Regions from separate parts of the Homo sapiens genome. Here region 1 is linked to region 2. Evidence: chromatin loops called from intact Hi-C (ENCODE). Cell type or tissue: HepG2. All regions are shown on one strand.

Evidence for each region. A loop is a pair of places that touch in the nucleus more often than their neighbours do. Peaks named below come from ENCODE experiments on the same cell type or tissue, not always from the same donor. Only the 100,000 strongest peaks of a DNase experiment are listed, where the experiment ranks them.
Region 1: a loop joins it to region 2, with 4 times the contacts of the local background. A loop is called at or near these places in 2 of 110 quality-filtered maps.

What each region holds. Positions count from the first base shown.
Region 1 is chr6:56,567,442-56,575,441 of GRCh38, forward strand. DST (dystonin) reads right to left here. Exons shown (of 104, transcript NM_001374736.1): 51 at 6,238-6,446; 52 at 5,306-5,623; 53 at 4,659-4,825; 54 at 2,415-2,571; 55 at 1,028-1,154. Among named protein-coding and RNA genes, the nearest start is that of DST-AS1, 270 kb to the right of the region's middle. In HepG2, a CTCF peak has its summit at 3,504 (motif pointing left); a DNase peak (open chromatin) is centred at 3,480.
Region 2 is chr6:56,479,527-56,487,526 of GRCh38, forward strand. It overlaps DST (dystonin), which reads right to left. Exons shown (of 104, transcript NM_001374736.1): 87 at 7,578-7,747; 88 at 5,786-5,945; 89 at 3,157-3,351; 90 at 2,524-2,652. Among named protein-coding and RNA genes, the nearest start is that of COL21A1, 240 kb to the left of the region's middle. In HepG2, no CTCF peak of the experiment used is centred here; a DNase peak (open chromatin) is centred at 3,225.

The DNA.
Region 1 (8,000 bases), 88 kb after region 2:
AAAAAAATCCCAAAGCAACAGCAACAACAACAAAAAAAACACTTGATATTTATGGCAAATATAAAGGGGACATGAAGAGCTAAAATAAATAAAGCACAGTAGAATTCCTCTTCTTAAAAAAAAAACAACAAAACTTCACACTTCAGGAAATCTGATTAGAAGAAAAAGGAGAAATCATCACACCATTATAATATGGGTAGTCCCTGAAATAGGATTAATAGAGTGGAATAAATGGTTGGCTGAGAAGGGCCCAGCTGGAACATCAGTATCACAATAGGGACAGCTGGGGGCTGGTCAGACTAGATACCCCACAGAGGATACTCAGAACTCTCAGAAAAAAGATATCAGAGCTGCCTTCTGCCCATTATTTTTTTAAAAAAACTTGTTACTGTATGTTTCAAACTAAAAACTATACCCATAACTTGCTTAAATTAATTTTAGAATCAATATTTACACATGAATCTCCCATTTTATTGAGAAAGGTGGCTCAACCATGACTTAGATTGCGATACAGATATGCCGGCTCACATACTGCATAATTGTTTTCTTTGGGAATGATGTACAGAATAAAATACGCAGGAATAAAATAACAGAGTGCCCACGCTATAGAAAAGGGCCTATTTCCTTCCCTCACTTCTTTCCCAGCTGCCCAGACTCATTTCTTTATCAAATATTATAATTAAATATTTTAAATAGAATTTCAATATCTCCATTTAATTAAGGTAAAAAGCAAACAAATTTGAATATGATCTGTTCCCTTCCCCAATATAACATTCCTTATTCTTACATATTAATTTAGCTACATTTTAAATACAGTCTAATAAAATAAAACATAAGAAGGATTTGAAATTTGATTAGTACAGATACATTCCCAGCACAGTGTGCTTACAGATGCCATGTTTCTTGTCACTTTCACTTTGTATTTCTGAGGTTATTTTATGCATTAATTTAAAAAATAACATACACAAAATTGACATGAGTAAACCTGATTCTTAGTTTTTGCCATAAATGTAAATAAAGCTCATACCTGATTTAACTGCTGCTATTGCCTTTGCAGGGGTGGTCACAGCACTTATTAAGTTACATAGTGAGATCCCACTGTTGTTTACTTTCTGAATCTCTGGTGTTTTTAAACTCCACTTTTCTTGTAATTTCTTGAGATATAAAAACACATTATTTTTCCATCTTAATATTTTCAGAGTTGCACATTATAATTCAGTTTCTTAAACATATCTTAAAGTAGTAATAATTGTAGACCCTGATTTGTGAGGGAGTCGATGAAAGAAAAAGGCACCTATTTGTTCCCACAGCCCAGGTGACTGTTATCTCAGTTAACGGTTGGGTATGTATGGCCCATTCTGCCTTCAAAGGTTTCAGAAGTGGCAAGTAAAATCCTAGCCAAAGTGGGAGTCAGGCTATTCCTGGCTGCTATGGGTTCCAAAATAACTGTCAACTGTAAGTCTGTAAAACTGTACTAGGTAAGAGACCAGTCACAAATAAAAGGTACTAGGAACAATAAAAATAAATAGGAATTCAGAACTTCATTTTACAGCATATTTTAATCCTAAAAATTTCAATTACTTTTAAAAACACACACACGGTCGGGCGAGGTGGCTCACACCTGTAATCCTAGCACTTTGGAAGGCCAAGGCAGGTGGATCATGAGGTCAGGAGATCGAGACCATCCTGGCTAACATGATGAAACCCTGTCTCTACTAAAAAAAATACAAAAAATTAGCTGGGCGTGGTGGCAGCCACCTGTAGTCCCAGCTACTAGGGAGGCTGAGGCAGGAGAATGGCGTGAACCCAGGAGGCAGAGCTTGCAGTGAGCCAAGATCACACCACTGCACTCCAGCCTGGGCAAAAGAGCAAGACTCTGTCTCGAAAAAAAAAAAAAACAAAAACACACACACACATCCACAAATTTGGAATGGGGGAAAAAAAATGCCATATTGGTCAAGGCATAAGCCTTGAGTCAGAAGACAAAAGACTTGTGCACTATTTATGCAGGAGATTCAAATAACTTCTCTTTCCAAATACTCTTTATAGTAATATATACAAGCTAGAGTAAAATGCTGAGTGAAGAGGATGTTTTGCTTAATATTATGAGAAGTGGTATAAAAAATTACTGAAACTAAGTAGAGATTTGGTAGGAAAGGAAACTTGATTACTAGAATAGTCAGCAACTCATTAATTCACCTTTTTTTAAAAAAGCAAATCCACTGAAAATTTATGTCCTTTTCCAAAAGAATTAGTTAAGCCCCATGCCATGATTTCCAAAGGTCAACAAAATATACAGTACATATATGAGGATAAAACTTAGATGATATTAGATCAAAGAAAACTACCATTAGTCTTTTAATCTTTCATTATTGACACAAATGGAAATTTAGTATTAGATAACAATGATTCACCTTAGTGTCTTCCAAAGATTTTCCTAAATCCTCTGCACCAAAAGAAGGCTGTACAATGGGAACTTTTTTTGTTGTTTCTTTTATCCATGACTTCAATGATTTAACAAGAACTTGGAAAGCATCCAACTGTTCTTGACAAGAAGTTACAGCTTCTTTTCTACATAACAAAAATCATACAAGAATTTAAGTCACAGAAAGAAGAATAAATAAATTATTATTCTCATGTCACACAATGTTAAGAAACCATCTTCCATGTACTCTAACCCTTTGATACAGGAGGAAAGGTTTCATAGGTGACAACTGAAATCAGCTAAATCAGTAGTCCCCAGCCTTTCAGGTACCAGGGACCAGTTTCGTAGAAGATAATTTTTTCCACAGGCCAGGGAGGGGGGATGGTTTTGGGATGATTAAATGCATTACATTTATTGTGTGCTTTATTTCTATTATATTTACATTGTAATATATATTAAAATAATTATGCAACTCGCCATAATGTAGAATCAATGGGAGCCTGAGCTTGTTTTCCTGAAACTAGGCAGTCCCATCTGGGGGTGATGGGAGATGGTGGCAGATCATCAGGCATTAGATTCTCATAAGGAGCATGCACCCTAGATCCCTTGCATGCAGTTCACAATAGGGTTCCTGGTCCTATGAGAATCTAATGCCTCTGACGATCTGACAGGAGGCAGAGCTCAGGCAGCAATGTGAGAGATGGAGAGCAGCTGTAAATACAGATGAAGCTTTGCTGCCACCACTCACCTCCTACTGTGCAGCCCAGTTCATAATAGGCCATAGACCAGTAGATACCTCAGGGGTTAGGGGACCCCTGAGCTAAATAACTGTTGGTCTATTTTTCAGGCAAGGTTCATTGATAAAGATAGGAGTATTCAAGAAATCTGTAGCCCATATGTAATGGCACTCTCTATAATGCTACATAAACTCTAAGAATACACAAACAGTTTGAACATTATTTACATTCAATGAGCTTTGATCTGTCCCCTTTATGTGATGCTGAATGCCGGCAGGCACAGAACCAGAAGGGAAAGGTTGACAATCACTGACATGAGGAAAACATAATGCCACCTACTGGTTTCTACACTATACTACAGTCACGTTTATGGATGGATAAACTGCTGCAGGTAGTCCAGATTCAAGTCTCCCAAAATGAGTTGAAACCTAGTGACTAGAGAATTTTCATGTGTGCCTCCCCTACAGAGACTCAGGAAACTCCCTGGTGAACTGTATGGGTCGTTCTGTATGCTCTGCACCACGGAGGCAGTGCACATGCCCAGCACATGAACAACTGTGAGGACAGTTACATCTGGCATGTGGATGACACGTACATATATGCAAGCGTGCAGAATACTGGCAGATAAGAATGCACTGCAGCTGGACTAATACTGATAACTACATTATTTTAAAGTTGGACCCATTTGAAAGAAGAAACAACCTAGAGATCACCTAAGAAAACCAAGAACATTTCTTCTACGCAATGTGAATTAAATACCATATGACAGGATGGAACATATAGCTCTGTGAGAAGTAAAGGCAGCACTCAAACATTTTAGGTAGAGAATTCTGAAGAAATAAAGAACAGTAGTTGGAAGAGAAATGACTTTTCTATGTTCTGAGGCTTTTCTACATAAACTTTAGCAAAATCCGATGTATATTCTAAACTAACGTGAGATCAGAAACACAAAAGCTCAATCACAAGGCCCTGTACAGCTTTTTAGCTCAACTTAGGTTCATTCACTTGTTTCTAATAGTGTTTTTTCACAGGTTCATATCTCATCTACTGCTCTTTAAAAAGTAAACTATTATATTAAAAAGGCCATATTGAAATTGCACATCGTTTCTGAGTTGAGCTCAGAAAGCAAAGAACCACGAGCTGTTGTTCAAGGTTATTTCTGCCTTTGCAAATAAAAATGTGATATTTGCCCTAGGCTTCAGAGACTACAGCAAGTTTAGATCATTTTCAGTAATATACCACCGCCATCGTTTTTCTTATGCAACATTTTCCACTTTTATGTAAGAAGTATTGAATTTTCCTTCTAAATGTTAAACCAAATAATGCAGTTAACTTTAATAGCAAAAAATGATCAAAATATAAAAACATCTATAAAGTAGCCCTATGCTTATTCTCAAGTTTTCAAAATTGTTTCAGTTATCTATATAAGTAAATACAAGTATCTCACTCTAATTAATATAAATAGAATAAAATATAATTTTTAAAGTGGTACTTACTTTTCTTTGATGGTATCCTCCATTTCCTTGAATTTCTTTGACAAATTATTTGTTTTTTCAAGGACCAAAGCCTTATCACTTGGTAAGCCATGGCTGGATATCTCCTTCAAGAGACTATGCAAAACTTCAAGATGTTTCTTGTGTTCTAAAAATTCAGAAGTTGATTCCTACAAAGCATTAAGATATTCAGTCAATATAAATGTTGCTAGATCTTCAAATGGCATTCCATCCAGAGGTCTGTGCGGGATCAGAATGGCTCTATTCATAATTTCACATAAGAATGAGTCTGCCTATGGCCAGTATTCTAAATATAATAAACATGCATATAGGCTATTTGAAAGGGAACACAGTAAACCTTATTTAATTTAAAATGCATTCTATATTTTGTCTCTTTGTGGCTTCTGGTACGTAAGATGATACTTATACTACCTATGATACATGTGATAAATGATATTTATTTCCAATCAATCAGCAAAGGCTTCAAGGAAAAGATAAGGTTTGAAATTCTTAAAGGAGTAAAACATAGATCTTTACTAATCTATAAGCAATTAAAATGATTGCCAATTATAATTCTGGCACTAAGTATATGAGTTTGCCCTAACTATTAATCTATCTGATTAGCCTCCTGAGTAGTAAGGGAGGCATACCTGCATATACTGAGACAATTCAGTAACATCTTTTCCTGGCACATCTACTTCAGTAAGAGCCTGAGTTTTTGTTTCTAAAAATGTCTGGAGCTTTTCTGAGAGGTTCTCAAACAGTTCTACTTTGGTTTTTAGCTCCTCCATTTTGGCAAGAGTTTCTTTGTGTTTATGACTTGCTTCTGAAAACCGAGCAGACAAGTCTTTCATTTTGGCTTGCAGTGAGGATGCAGTGGATGGATCTGTTGTTTCCATAAATTTCTTCACTTTTTCATTCATGGCATTTATACTGCTCTGACGACCTGCAATATCCTGTTCCAACATCTAAAATAAACCAAATATTGCATATCTTTTATTATGATGCTTATAAATAATGTGACAGAATTTTTTTAAATGACTATTCCTAACAACATAAGCTTGCACAACCTGTGCCTAGGAAGGTTAACAGTTGAAACTGAATGACAAGTTTGGTCTGTCCCTTGAGGAATGCCATCTTAAATCTCTCTGAGAGAGTGAAGAACAGCTGGCTAGTTGGTCGAAAGAGGCAGGAGGCTGCTGCTACTCAGCAACCCCTAGAATCTAATGGAGCCTGGGGATTAGCCATGGTCCTAATTCTTAAAAGACTAGACAAGACTGATCTGATTAACCTCATGTGCAGCTGGCTGAAACAATGATAAACAAGATAAGACTCAATGTATGCATAAGCCCTCTATAATGAATAATATTCAAGAAAAAGTACACAAAGTCCTTCCTACACTTCTTCACAGATAAACCATTTTACACACTTGATTTTGTGCAAGCATTACTTTCCACACTCATATTCAGTAAATGTCTCTTTTTTGTGTCCTTAAGTTTATCTTAAATCTAACTACACTTTGAGCTTATAAAACTGTTTTTTTAAAAAACTGAAAATGGGACTTTTTTTTAAAGTCACTTACAATGTTTTTACTGATAATATCCTGAAGAGCAGTAGAGTTTAAAGGCACTTGACCTTGTTCTTTCAGAGAACTTTCCACATTTCCCATCCAGTCCAGCATTTCATCCAAGCCATCCTGCACACTCAGTGAACGGGTCAAGGTTATCTGGAGTTTTTCATTTCGTTCATTAACAGACTTGGACAGATCCTCATATCTCCCAACAATGTCATCTACTCCAAACAGATCAGGAATATTAACCACAAAGTTCTCTTTGCCCTATCCCTTTTCAAAAACACATGAAGGTGAATCATACAATTTCCACACAAAAAATTTAAAAAATAAAAAGTTCAATGATAAATTCCTAATGCATAATCAGAACACCACCTAAAATGTTAAAATATAAAGAAAGAAAAGAGCCCAATGGATACTGAAAATTGAAATCTTTTTTTAAAAGTTAATATATATCCCATCTGCATTTGAAAAGAGATTTTTTTGGATGCATAAACATTTGAATTGTCACAGAGAGACAAAAGAGTAGTCCGAACAGCAAATCTTTGAAATAAATACTGGTTCTCAATCTGACATTTCACATTAGCCATACTTATTGAAAATTACTTTCGGAGGAAAAAAAGGTGAGTCACACACAGCCATTCTCAAGACAATACACAGTTACAAAGATTTCTGAAGAATTAACTTTTACATATAAAAATTATCACCCTATCTCCCTCCTTCATACACACGCATGCTAAGCTTTTGTCATACTTCACAACTTAAGCAAATCACTCAAATGCACAGAAACTGGCAGATGCAAGTAATTAAGAAAACAGGCAACAATGAAAATCCATTTAAAGTTAAGATTATGCTTCTAAAATATACACTAATTGAATTTATTTAAAAGTTTAACAGCAGACAAAAGAGAAAAATAAACAGGCTAACCTATCTCATATGAGGATAAACTTTATCTTCAATTCTAAAGATTCAAGATGCTAAAAAAAAAAACCCTTTCTCGTCCAGTTTTCACTTGACTAAAGCCCTACATGTTAACATCCTACATTCTATATTGTAGACCAATGAAAAGTTTGAACAATGGTTTTTAATGTATTCATCTCTTTCTCTCTGGAAAATGATGTTTTAAATTTATTTATCACTTATTGTCCGAGAATTTGAAAAATATTTTAATTATTTCTGAATGCTTTAGTCTTATACATTGTAGAACGCTTCAGTAGGGACAAGCTGTGTCCTGAAACATCTCTAACATCTTACTGACTTGTATTTGGCCCATGAAACATAATCTATACAACAAAATAATATAATTGTTCTAATGCTACAACATGAGAAAACATCTTGAAAATTTTCACTGGAGTGAGAGGTTAAGTTTGGATGATTTAAAGAGAAAATCATGCTCCTCTTACTAAAACTCAATGAAGCCCATCAGCATACTGAGTGGGGAGGGAGACAGCATTTAATATGCACGAAAATGCCATCGGCAGAGGAAACAAGCAGTGGGTTCAAAAATAAGCTCTCAACAATAGATGCTGGAAACTACTAGTTGGGGGAGAGGGGTGGGAAGGTAAGGGCTGAAAAACTACCTGTTGGAGACTATGCTCATTACTTGGGTGATGGGTTCGATCATATGCCAAACCTCAGCATCATACAATATACCTTTCTAACAAACCTGCATATGTACCCTCTGATTCTAAAATAAAAGTTGAAGAAAAAAAATGAGCTCTAATTTGGAAACTCACAAGAGCACATGCTCTGAATGGCAGCTTGAAGTTGGCAGG
Region 2 (8,000 bases):
GTGTCCATCAACAGTTGATTGGATTAAAAAAAAATGTGGTACATATATACCATGGAATACTATGCAGCCATAAAAAAGAATGAAATCATGTACTTTGCAGCAACATGCATAGAGCTGGAAGGCATTACCCTAAGTGAAGTAACTCAAACAGAAAATCAAATATCACACGTTCTCATGTATAAATGGGAGCCAAACAATGGGCGCACATGGACATAAAGATGGAAATAATAGACACTGAAGACTCCAAAAAGCACGGAGGATCACAGGGGCCTGAGAGTTGAAACATTACCTATTGGGTACCGTGTTTAACATTTGGATGACTGGTATAAAACAAGTCCAGTCCCTACTATTACTCAATATACTCATATAGCAAACGTGTACATGTACTCTCTGAATTTAAATTTATATGATATGTTTATATGTTTTATTCTAATTTAAGTGGCCTTTTGTCTTTAACCTCTGTGAAGCAGCTCTGTGACATACCTCCTACTCTGGCATTTTGCTATGTTAGACTGTTCGGTCCACAAGATTAAAAGACTGTGTTTTATTCATTTTTGTGTTCCCGGTAGTTGGTTCAAAAGAGTTGTGATTTACTGAATAAATGCTTTTTAGACCTTTTATTTACAAGTTTACTATAATGGAGTCAACGTTCAATTGACAGCACACTCTGATAACACCTACTTTTTAAATATCATAACTTAAATTATCATTTTCCCAATACAGGATCCTCCTAAATGAAAAAAATTTAAAACTCCAACATTATAAGGAAGAGAAAAAAATAGGTTAATCTAACATCTGTGTTTCCCCTGGAGAACAGCTGATACAAATAATGTACTTTCAATCACTTCTACACCTAGAGGAGCCAAGGTTATACCTAGAATTTGGTGGACTGGACTGTCAACATTCCACTGAATTCTATGCCCTTCCAACCTAGTCTGAACCTTACCTTACTGGTTTGTTCTCATGTGGGAAAGCTTGCCATTTTTAGAAACTGGATATGCTAAGAAGTCTCCAGTTCTGGTGTTAAGAAATTAAATATTCTGTTTTTCTTTGAATGGTGAATGGTGAATGTATGAAGGGAAGCAGAGGAGATGGAAAAGAATGAATAGTGTTACTGCAAAATATTATTAAGAAATGTTTTATAAAATTACAGGTAATTTTATGCTATTTAAAAATAATTTGTTGTAAAAACCACTACCCCTGCTCTGGATACGTGCCTTCTGGAGGTTTCCTGGTCCTGGTGTGAGAGTGGTGATACCACAAATAGGCTCCTTTCTGTAGGGTGTTAGATATGCACAATGGGCTTTAAGTGGTGTCCAGCAAATATTTATTGCTACTCTGAGACCCAAACCTAAGTATGTTAATGGAACTCAATGCTGGCTGATGGTAAGCCCACAGTAATATAATATAAACTACATTTTCAAAATATTGAACTGACTCAAAAATTTATAATACATTTGATGTAACTGTCTTCTTCTTATATTCTAGCTTCAAATTTAAACGGTGTATATAATATATAGCATTTCATTCTTCCAGAAAATGCTATGCAAGCTTGTACCACTTTTTAAATGACATGGCAATATTTCATCGCTATAGATTCAGCAACCCATCTTTGATAGAGGGTGTTAATTAACATAACAAGTCTCCACACATGATGTAATCCATGCTACACTAGAATTAATGATGTATTTCCAGCCTGACTTCAAAAGACAAAATTATTTACTGGTGTTTAAAAGATCCTTTAAAGTTAATAGGAAATGCTGACATCAACACTACATTGAGCGTTACCATTTCAAATTCTTGACTTTTTGAGTCAAAGGTTAAAAAACATTTGTTAAGAGATATTTGGATTACTCTCTGAAGGGTTTTGGCAAGTTTCATGCATTGCCGCAGGAAAGATCTTGATTTGAAAACTCAATAGCCAGATTTAGACTTGGTTAGTTATTCAATAGAATATTGGCTTATGAAATTCATTTTTAAAGTTTTTAATGTATACTATAGGTTTCTTCTAAAAAGGATTTAAAAGGCTCTTGATTAAAAACAGAAGCAGCAGAGGCTTAAAAATAGATTCAAAGATGAGTTATTAAATTACCTGTGTGTCTTGTTTACAAAGGGCAAAATTACTAATTTACAATCCTACGGGTATAATTTTATAAATGCCAAACTGCTCGTTAAAGAGGTTTTATTTTTGAAATCCACATGATAACTGCAACAATCTTGACCAATTTTGGTCAAAAGCCAAAAAGCCTAGATAAATCAATATGCTTCCTTGAGATAGGAAACAGAGTAACTACCTTCCCTGAAAAGGAAACATCAAAAGACAGGTACACATACATGTGTGTGGGTGCATGGGGACATACATATGTAAGCAATGTGGACAGAAGTACACTCTCAAATGTATCAGGTGTTTAAGTATTTCTCAGGAAGGAAAATATTCATGCAGTTGATATTTGTAATCCCGAGTCTATTTTCCCTGCTTTGATTTTCTAATTTAGCTTTACATAGCATTTATATATTACTCACTTTATGCTGATCAATGAGAGTCCGGAGAGCATCCTCATCATCTGGGAGGACACCATGGAAACGCAGGGTTTGCTCCGCCTCAGCCAGCCACTCCAAGAGGGCATGTACCACCGAGTGGAATTCCTCTGCCTAAGAGTTCACACACACACACACCCCAAACAAAATTCCCAAATATGCCTGTTAGCACAATTTACAAAACTGTATAGTGGATTCATCCCTTCAATGAAAAAAAAAAAGTTTTAAATTTAATTGCTTCATTACTCCCATTAAGAAGATAGAGATACACATATTTTACAAGAAAACACTTAATATATTAAAAAAAAAGCCTATATGAAGAAAAATTTACCACTTTAACAACTTGATTTTAGATGAATGGCAGTCCATCATACTTCCAAGCTGAGACATTACTCACGCAGCACTTGTATGTGAAGATTAGAATGCCTCCCTCTAGCAGTAATTTAAATTCATGAGGGAGGGTGGGAGAAGGATCAAGGCAATGTTGCTATTAGAATTTCCTTCTTCAGACTGTCCTGATTGAGACACGAGGGCCTCACAATTTTTTACTAGAATAGTTCTTGTTGAGGTTTCAATACTTTTCCCATTACACCCAGCTCTCATTTACATGGTTTTTACCTGACGCAGGGCTGCTTCTAACCGTGTTTGCTTTGATATAGAAAGTGCACACACGGTCTCCCAGCGTGTGCTTAATTCCTGCATCTGGACCTTGACCCAGGAGGAGTCATCCCGACTGCCTTCTATGAGTTCTCGGGCTGAGCGCTTCAGGGCCTGCACACTGCTGGTCCTCTTCCCCAACTCTTTTTGGAAGGCCTAAGAAGACCATATTTTGAAAAATTAATTTTAATTACAAAACCAAAACAGCAACACATACTGTTTGAGATATATATGTGCACATAACATCATGTAAAGATATCTAAGACCTACAGTTTAATAACCATATTTCTGGCAGCATCTTCAGAAGATAAATGACACACTGCTCCTATTTGAGCACCATCAAGAAGAGTCTTGTATAAATTTGTTCAGTCCTGTCACATTCTCATGAGAAAACAAGATAAGATTATCTTATTTTAAAATGACATATTGGATTTAAATAATGGCAGCCAGCCTTCATTATTTCAATTTCATAAAACAATGCAACAAATTCCTTTTCTTAATGATTCTTTAATATGGTGTCCCAATTTCTCTCAAATCACTAGTGTGAATGTCAAGTGGATGCTGGCTTTGGCACTACTCTAAGAGATGTATCTAAGAACCTAACAGAGGACTAAGCAATCTTGATGTGTGTACCACGGATGTCTTAGAGATAATGGCAGGGAATTCCATAGGAAGTTGGCAGATGGTCTTTTATTCCTATAACACTCCTTGGTCTTTCATAATATCTTAGGTACTAACTCATAATGTCAAATTTTAGAGGCTTAAATCCTTGTCTTTCACCTTAGAGGAAAAGCTTCTGGGTTTGCTTTTTTTTTTTTTTTTTTTTTTTTTTTTTTCCTGCCTAATTTTGACAAACTGATGTGCCAGGAATTAAATTCATTTATTTTGGCCACAGACTGATCTAAGAAGTGAGCCCAGAGCTCTTTATTTTTGATCCAAGAGTCTGTGTATGCAACTAGATCTTTCAAACATTAATAACCAACATTCTGTCACAATAAAATTAATGTGTTTTTAAAAAAATCATCATAAATGAATATTACCATTTGGCCATATCTATAGGTTTCTATTCTGATACTCAGATCATTCACAAAAGTGAGCCTATCACAAAAGTGATTATTTGACTGATTCAACTCTAACAGTTAAAATGAGATGTGCCTGCAGAAAGACACAAACACACACGTATACACCAATACACACATTCACACACACACAAGCACACATGCAAATGGTACAGTATCTAAATATCCCATTTATGATAGGACTAGTCCAATAGTTTTCAGAAGACTTTCCAAAGCATTTTTACATACTTGAACTTCTTGAGCCTTCCAGTTGTATTACTAATGCTAAATGATTAATTCATTCTTGATGACCTTTAATATATAAAAGATCTGGCAATTACCTAGAGTAGTAAATATTTAGACAGTGAGTTTACAGAAATGGCATTTATGTAAAAAGTAACATTACGCTATTCATTACTCATTGAATAAATGCCAGGAAATAGAGAAGTTTGTATTAACCATACACAAAACATTTATTTCAATATAAGCAAAGCCATGTGATTTTTAAATTTTTAACTTTTGTAGACTTGACCAATGTTCTTTATTTATTCTTTTATTTTATTTTAATTTAGTTTGTTTCACTTTTCAGGTGTAACAAACTCTCTTATGGGTATAATGATAGAATAGAAAGAAAAAAGGAAAAATAAATATGTAATAAGACTTTTAAAAAGAATGGTAAGATCAAAATAGCATAACCAATATAAAGAGAACATTATAAATGGAATAAGTTTTCTGAACTCAGATACTAGAGAGAAGAAATACAAGATGAATTTAAGTAGAGTGATGTAAGACATTTTTATATAAAGTCAACTCCAATACAACTATTCTACATTAGTACTATGCTTCATATTGTTTCCAAGGCTAAGTTGCTTTATATCATTTGGTCATTATTTTGGACCTTACACTTAGTTGGACACCTTGAATATTACCTTTGATTTACATGACATGACAGTTTTACATGCATATCAGGAGATTTCAAGGAAGCCAGTTTTCTCGAAGTAAATAATAATCAAATCCCTTATAGCATAAGCTGCTGACTCATAAACTGCTATAATTCAAGGGGCAAGGTTAAAACAGTTTTGGTTCGGTATTTTTAAAAGCAGTTGGTCATGACCACCATGGGTCATGTCACAAATCTACATACTTATGCAATGACTTAGTGTCAGGTCACTGAATGAATGATTTTAAATTTTATTACATAATTGTTTAAGTGCATAACTAAAGATAGTAAAACATTCTTGAAATCTGTTTTAAAGCACCAGAGAATGAAATCACTTTCCAAGTTCTAAAAAGGTTTTAGATCTGGTAATTAAAAGCAAAAGTATTTCACTGACACTAAATAATACTTCCCCATCACTTTTAAAGTTTGCTTCCAGGTTCTGCTCAAACGGACACATATTTCAACAATAAAGACTGTTATGTAGTATGATCTATAGTCTTCTGATTTTAAAAGGCTAATTTAAATGGTTTACATTTCCTGTACACTCAGAATAATCAAACAAGATAAAATAAAATGTCCCAGATAACAATACCTTGTGATTATCGATCAGATTCATCACCAAATCAATGTCTCCATGAACAGGCTGGTCTTCTGCCAGCTGGGGTTCAACTCTATATAACCAATCAATGAGAGCCTGTAGGGCATCTGTGAATTGTCCAGAAAATAACAGGGCTTCCTCCAATTTGTTTTGTCTAGGGAAAAAGGTAGAAAAATTGATCCTTGCAACAAAAAACGTCACTCATATATCTGAACATCTAAAATTAATTGATGAAGGTTGAGTGGTACTCAAGGGGAAGAGCAGTATGTTGGTATTCATTGTTGTTTCTTTGCTCTTCTTAGGAAAAAGACAAAACTTTTCTAAACTTTCTTTCTTATTCCTTAAATACATGGCATCTGTTCCAGGAAAATTCCCACCTTTGGAAACCATGGACCCTTCATGTTTCTTCATAAAAATAAGCCTTTTAAACTGTTTAAATATTTTTAAAATTTTGTTTTAGATTATCAGGCAGTAAACTTGACATTTTTTGGTATACACTTCTATACATTTTAACACATGTATAGATTCACGTAATCATCACCACAATCAAGATCCAGAACAGTTCAACCATCCCAAAAATCTTCCTCGTGCTGTCTCTTTATAGACACGCCCTGCCCCCGCCTTCAAACCCCTAGCATTCATTGATCCGTTTGTCAGGACTTTATTTTTTTGTCTTTTCAAAAATCTTGTAAATAAAACCATGCATACAACACTGGAAAAGGTATGTAACATGCTGTGGCTGAGGAATTTAAGATTTTTTCAAGGGCCAGGCGCAGTGGCTCACGCCTGTAATCCCAGCACTTTGGGAGGCCGAGGCGGGCGGATCACGAGGTCAGGAGATCGAGACCATCCCGGCTAAAACGGTGAAACCCCGTCTCTACTAAAAATACAAAAAATTAGCCGGGCGTAGTGGCGGACGCCTGTGGTCCCAGCTGCTTGGGAGGCTGAGGCAGGAGAATGGCGTGAACCCGGGAGGCAGAGCTCGCAGTGAGCCGAGATCCCGCCACTGCACTCCAGCCTGGGTGACAGAGCGAGACTCCGTCTCAAAAAAAAAAAAAAAAAAAAAAAAAGGATTTTTTCAAAACTAACATGACAAAAACTTACTGTGAGTTCCCCAGAACTGAATATAATCTATTTAATCTTGATACTGACAAAAATCATTAAGATTAAGGATCAGCGGGAAAATTTGGAAACATGTACAATATATTTGAACTCTACTACTATTGTACTCAATTAAATACTTAAAATTTTTGAAATATGTCTTGGGTTTTCATGGAAATGTAATGAGAAAGAGGGAGATCAGAAAGGGGTAGATGGAGTTGGAAAGAAATGCTGGGGCCAGATCAGTGGTACCTTGCACGTCACATTAAGAAGCCTGTGTTTCAATGCATGCCCAGTAGTAAGTCACCAAAGGGTGTGAAGGAGGGGAATGACAAGATTCCATTTACATTTTTAAAAGACTATCCAGTAGTTATGTAGAAATTAAGTCAAAGAAGTGATAAAAGTGGACATGGGAAGACGAGTCAGAAGCAGTGGGTGTAGTCAAGTCTGAGATGGCAGAAGCTTGGACAATGATATCACTTTTTATTGTAATGAGTAGTTAAAAATTAATGAACAGCAAAGACTTCTCAATGCAAGTGCTATGTGTGTGGGATACTTAGGACAAGCAGAAGTTCCTCAGGCAAAGGAAATATTTAAGGTTCCCGAAATGTCCCCGCAAAGCACCATTACTGTGTATTTGAAAGAGGTCTACAGAGTAACCAAACTGTCTTAAAGAACATTTTACCTTTCCACAGATTTTCCACATATGGTATCCCATTTGTCTCTGAGTTCACTCAGCATGTCATCCAGTTTCAGGTTGTCATCAGCCAGGGAGGTTTTCTCCTTCAGAGAACGTCCAGTCCTGTTGGTGGTGTCGTAGACAGAATGCTTGGCTCCGAGTGATTTCTGAAACTCCTAAATATTTAACAAGAAAAAAATGCGAATTTCTTCTTGGGACTAATAAACAGGTAAGAGGCATTAACAGAGGCATCCCTAATAAATGGAGATGAATTATAGATGCTTTCTGACTTATAATGACTTGACTTAGGATTTTTTGACTTTACCATGGTACGAAAGCCATAGGGATTCAGTAGAAACCATACTTCAGTCACCTATTCAATAAAGTACCTAAGATATTCAACACTTTATTATAGAAACAGGTTTTGGG